Regions from separate parts of the Homo sapiens genome. Here region 2 is linked to region 1. Evidence: chromatin loops called from intact Hi-C (ENCODE). Cell type or tissue: gastrocnemius medialis. All regions are shown on one strand. Links, peaks and the distances in the headings refer to the core of each region. The heading gives the core; the rest is flanking DNA.

The links. Hi-C counts contacts between places; a loop is a spot of excess contacts. Peaks named below come from ENCODE experiments on the same cell type or tissue, not always from the same donor. Only the 100,000 strongest peaks of a DNase experiment are listed, where the experiment ranks them.
Region 2: it touches region 1 in a loop (5-fold over the local background); 2 of 110 quality-filtered maps call a loop at or near these places.

The regions. Positions count from the first base shown.
Region 1 is chr11:74,006,996-74,009,906 of GRCh38, reverse strand. UCP3 (uncoupling protein 3) reads left to right here and starts at 822. Exons shown (of 7, transcript NM_003356.4): 1 at 822-929; 2 at 2,770-2,911. The coding sequence starts at 2,865. RefSeq lists an enhancer at 574-1,213 and a silencer at 1,347-1,527. In gastrocnemius medialis, for the core only: no CTCF peak of the experiment used is centred there; DNase peaks (open chromatin) are centred at 766 and 1,706; H3K4me3 peaks cover 1,968 bases; H3K27ac peaks cover 2,500 bases.
Region 2 is chr11:74,089,666-74,092,576 of GRCh38, reverse strand. It overlaps C2CD3 (C2 domain containing 3 centriole elongation regulator), which reads left to right. Exons shown (of 33, transcript NM_001286577.2): 19 at 1-161; 20 at 1,641-1,764. Among named protein-coding and RNA genes, the nearest start is that of C2CD3, 80 kb to the left of the region's middle. In gastrocnemius medialis, for the core only: a CTCF peak has its summit at 1,674; no DNase peak of the experiment used is centred there.

The DNA of each region.
Region 1 (2,911 bases), core at 279-2,778:
AATTTATAGAGACAGAAAGTAGATTGATTAGTGGTTGCCTGAGGCTGGGGAGCGGGGGAAGGGAGGTGACTACCAATGTGTATGGAGTTTTTCCAGGGTGAGAGGGTGATGAAAATGTTCTAAAATAGATTGTGTTGATGGTTGTGCCACTCAGAATATACTAAAAACCATTTGAATTGTGCACTTGAAACAGATGAATTGTACGGTATGTGAATTCTATATCAATAAATCTGTAATTTAAAAAAAAAAAATTAGGTCGGGTGCAGTGGCTCACACCTATAATCCCAGCACTTTGCCAGACTGAGGCAGGAGGATCACTTAAGCCCAGGAGTTCAAGACCAGCCTGGGGAACACAGCAAGACCTCGTCTCTACTAAAAAATTTTAAATTACAAAAAAAAAAAGTAAAAAAAATAGAATCCTAATAGTACCTATCTCATAGGATTGTGGAAAATAGTAGTAATGTATGTAAAATATTTAGCACATAGTAGGCACAAAGAAATGACATTATTATTAAGAGACCTGGGAGAGCTGTGCCCAGCCTATCGTGGGAGGCCTTGACCTTTGGACTCAAAAGTGGCAGCAGGTCCACCCCCCCATACACCCTTGTCACCAAGGAAGCGTCCACAGCTTAAAGGAGCTATATTAAAGCACCCCAAGTCAAGAGGACTGAACCAGATCTGGAACTCACTCACCTCCCCTCTCACCTCACTGCCCTCACCAGCCAGCCTCTTGTCAAGTGATCAGGCTGTCAACCAACTTCTCTAGGATAAGGTTTCAGGTCAGCCCGTGTGTATAAGACCAGTGCCAAGCCAGAAGCAGCAGAGACAACAGTGAATGACAAGGAGGGGCCATCCAATCCCTGCTGCCACCTCCTGGGATGGAGCCCTAGGGAGCCCCTGTGCTGCCCCTGCCGTGGCAGGACTCACAGGTAAGACCCCTTTCTCCTCCCTCATCCCTTCCCCTCTCCCTCTCCCTTCTCCTTGTTCTCCCTTTCATTGGAGGCTTTCAGAGAGCAGCCCCGAGCAGTCAGGGCTCACTAGCTGCAGCTTGTCAGACCTGATAGAGATTCAGTCCAGCCGCCACCTTATGAAAAGGGAGCTGTGGCCTTGATGAGGGTACTGTGGCAGGGCTGGGGCTTGAACCCAACACCCGTGTCACTCACTCAAGACTCACACCCCCTTTGCCTTGCTGGCTGCCTCTGGTGGGATTTTGCAAATCCCCATAGACAGGAAGTGGCTTTCTTCTTTGCCTGCCCCAGAATCTCTGCGATTCCTCCAGAGCATAAATCCCTCTCTTTCCATGAGGACCCTGGGGCCCTCTTCCTGAGTAGGGATGACAGGGGCACTTCTGACCTGAGGCGTGGTCCAGGTCATTTGCTGGGAGCTTTACAGAGCCCATGGTCTCTGCCCAGACGGCTTCTTCAGTGGGCTGCTGTGAAGGCTTTGCCGGGAGGGTGGGTTGGAGTTGGGGAGGCAACTGGTGTTGGGTAGGATGTCTCAAAATGGGGTCCTCTTCCCCTGCTTCAGAGCTACCACAGGGAGTTTTCCTAATGCAGATTCCTAGGCCCCACCCCAGACCTAAATCAGGATCTCTGGGGCTGAGAGCTGAGAATCTGCTCTGTAAACAAGCAGCTCAAGGGATCCTTGGCTCTCCCTGAAGTCTGAGACTCTCTGGGCAGTGAAACAGGCGCAGCTTCAGATGTCAGACAAACGTGGGCACCAATCTCAGCTCCAGCACTTCAGCTGTATGACTAGCAAAAGCCCTGGAAGCCTCAGGTCCCTGGTTTACGAAATGAGAATAATAATAGCAACTACTTGTAGCCTTATGAAGGGATCAAATCAGTCAGTGTCTGTAAAGCCCTCAGCACGGTATCTGGTGCAAGAAGCAACCAGCAAACATTAATGGACCATGCTGACTAGAACATCCCATCCCTCAGGAGCCCCAGCAGAGCTACAGTAATGAGGGTTCCACTTTTGACTTCTTCCTCCACTGGCCAGTGGCAAAAGGCTGCCGGCTGCTAGGGGTCTAGGAGAGTCTGGAGTGAATTGGGAAGAAGATTGGGGAGTGCTGGCCTCAAGGCACCTCCTACCTGTGCCCACCACTGTGGCTTTCCCTCCTCCCGCAGCTTGACTACTGAAAGTTCTAGAGCCCCAAGGTGGGCTTTTGACCTGAGTCTGTGTCCATCCATTCCATTTTCCATGAGTGGCTAAGAACTGCCCCTCTTGTCAAGTGATCACGCTGAGGCCAAGAGTTCAAGACCAGAATAGGCAACATAGAGAGACCCCCATCTCTACAAAAAATAAAAAATTAGCTGGGTATGGTGATGCACACCTGTAGTCCCAGCTACTCGGGAGGCTGAAGGTGGGAGGGTCACTTGAGTCCAAGAGGTCAAGGCTGCAGTGAGCCTGGATTGCACCACTGCACTCCAGCCCAGGTAACAGAGTGAGACCCTGTCTCAAAAAAAAAAAGGAGGCAGTTTGATATTGGGGAGAACAGATGCCTGAGCCTCGGTTTCCTCATGTATACAGTGCAGGTACCACTATCAGCTCTGCCTACCCCTGGTAAGGAGGGGAGGGAGAGGGTCAGGAGGAGGATTGCAAAATTCAAGGGATAGGAACGTGACCTGTTTTTATAGGCCAAATTCATGCAGCTTAAGTATGGCACCACCCAGGCTTCTCCCTTTCTAAAGCCCCTCCTGGGTAAGGAAGAGTTCCTGGGAGCCAGGCCAGACATCACTCCATCAGCCTTCTCTGGCCTGTCTCCTGCAGCCCCACCGCTGCACTGAAGCCCAGGGCTGTGGAGCAGCCTCTCTCCTTGGACCTCCTCTCGGCCCTAAAGGGACTGGGCAGAGCCTTCCAGGACTATGGTTGGACTGAAGCCTTCAGACGTGCCTCCCACCATGGCTGTGAA
Region 2 (2,911 bases), core at 214-2,713, 83 kb before region 1:
TAATGTGAGAGACCAGAAGGTCGCCAAAGGAACCTTGCCATTATCAAGGATCTGTGCTATGGTAACCACCCAGCATCGTGAGGATGTGGGAATACAGACCTTTAATCTCCCTTTAACCCCCAGGATTGAGAACAGGAAAGAATTGAGGAACCAGTCATCAGGTAATTGAAAACAAGTTTGTCTTTTTCTTTCAAAATCAGTATACATAAAAATATATAAAATAGCCGGGTGCGGTGGTTCACACCTCTAATCCCAGCACTTTGGGAAGCCAAGGCGGGTGGATCACCTGAGGTCAGGAGTTCGAGACCAGCCTGACCAACATGGAGAAACCCCGTCTCTACCAAAAATACAAAAAAATTAGCCAGGCATGGTGGCCCATGCTTGTAATCCCAGCTACTTGGGAGGCTGAGGCAGAAGAATTGCTTGAACCCAGGAGGCAGAGGTTGCAGTGAGCCAAGATCAAGCCATTGTACTCCAGCCTGGGCAACAAAAGCGAAACTCGTCTCAAAAAAAAAATATATATATATATACACACACACACACATATATATATATAAAATATACAGTATACATAAACATCCCTTTTCTCTCTAAATTAGTGATTCTCCACATTTTGAGGGATTTGCCCTTTTGAGGATCTGATGAAAACTGTAAGACACCTTGTCTTGGAAAAAATGAGTATAGAATATACACTGCCAATTTTGTATACAATTCTAGAAAACTCATAGCTCCATGGAGTCTATGTAAATGTTGCTTGTCTCATTTCACCTTTAACTTCAGCAAGCATTTTATAAGCCCTCATGCCATAAATTCTAAGCATTATATGGTACACTCAGAGAATTGTTATTCCAAGCCAACATGAGCAGATAGGGGATTGGTAGAAGATAGCATGAACCAGGAATTCACTGTAAGGGAGGAGAAGGCTAGGGTTTAAAGTTAGGAGAGGATTAATTCGAATTTGGAGATTTGAATGATATTACATCCTAATGCTTCCAGCAGGATGGTGTACCCTCTAAATTTATCATCAGATAACGAAGTTTAGCCTCCTATATCAAGTTGCTGTACATGCTTGCTAAAGAGTATCTGCCAAAACAATAGGTTTTATGTCACCATAATTAAGATTGAGTTGTTTCTCCTGACCCTCCCTGATCAGCTTATTCTGTTATTCCATAAAGCTGTCCCTGAAATGTGACAGTAGGATGATAGAGGTTTTATAAAAAGGTAGCATGAGAAGGATATTTCAGGTGGTGATGGTAGGAGGGTGATAGAAGTATGTGAGGTGTGGAAACCGTTTGAAAGTTTAAAAAGAAAATGGCTAGAGCCCATCTCAATTCTATAAACATAATTGGGGGTAAAAAGAAATCTGGAGTTAAGTTCTGCCTTCAGTAGTTGTGTAATCTTGGCAAGGAATTAAATCTCTGAACCATAATTTCTTGAATGTAAAGTAAATTAGTAACCTGTTAAACCTTTATTAACCTTAAAGAATAACAATGTGATTATGACAAGGACAGATTCTCTCATTGCCCTTATTGTTCGTTGTAGTGTTAATCCTCTTCCATCCTTCCTGACCAAAACTTTGTGGTTTGGTGGAACAGAGATTCTTCTGACCAACCTTCTTTCCTTGTGTCCTCATTCTTCAGGTTTACTGGATGTGGGCCTAAGGTACAGGCGTAGTCCAAGAACAGCAGAGGGAGTTCTTGCTGCCCGAACTGTTTCCATCTCAGTCCAGATTATCAGAGCCTGTGGTCTGCAAGCAGCAGCCAAGTAAGTCCACCTGAGACAAGCAATTCTCAAGCCTTTTACACTGCAATCATTGTAAAATAATGCTCAGATATGCAAAACTTTCTTAGGTATAATTTCCAGTTCACTAACCACAACTCCTCTTTTTCTGTTAATAAAGCATTTCAGAATATGAGTAAATCACTTGCAAACGTTGCTATTTTAACTGTTAGCAACTTACCTCCTTGACCTTGCCCAACAATTTTATCCTGTGCCTTTCTTAACAACTTAGTCTTATGGCCATACCCTACACCATCAAACCATGCCATACCCAATCACTGCAACTCCTGTGTAATCTCACTTCATTCCTTTCAGTCTCTGAGTACTACCTCCTATTTTTCCAGCTTGCACCCCTTTAGTCTGTTCTCAACATAGTAGCCAGTGAACCTATGAACACTTAAGTCTAGCTTTGTCGCCCAGGCTAGAGTGCAGTGGCGGGATCCTCATTACTGTGTTGGTCAGGCTGATCTCGAACTCCTGACCTCAAGTGATCCACCCGCCTCAGCCTCCCAAAGTGCTGGGATTACAGGCGTGAGCCAGTGCACCTGGCCTATGTTTGATCTTATTCAGAGTAAAAACCAGAGCCCTTAAAATGGCTATGAGACCCCATATGATCTAAACCACGTGCCCCACCCCCCATCTATCTTTGTGATCTCATCTCCTGCTAGTCTGCCCTCTGCTTACTCCACTCCAGCCACAACCCCCATGTTGCTTCTGAACACACCAAGCATATTTTCCTCTCAAGGCCTTTGTCTTGCTGTTTTCTCTGCCTGGAACACTATTTCTCTAGAAAAACAGCACAGCCCTTTCCCTTACCTCCTTCAGGTCTTCACTCATACTTCTCTCTGCCTTGAATATTCTTCTTCCTTTTGTCTACTTAACAAACTCCTATTTTCCTTCAAGACTTTGCAACATCTTTACAGTCTCTCTTTATTTCTTTGTACGTGTAGGCAGAGTTGGTGGTTTTTCCTTTGTTAACACCTTGGTTGTAGCACATATTCTGTTTCAATTATTGGCATACATGCATTTTTCTCCCACTAGGCTGTGAGTTCCTCTAGTCAGAGATACTGCCTGAGCTCCTCTCCATCCTTCTAACCTCCTAGCATAGTTCTAGCATATAACAGGCACCCAG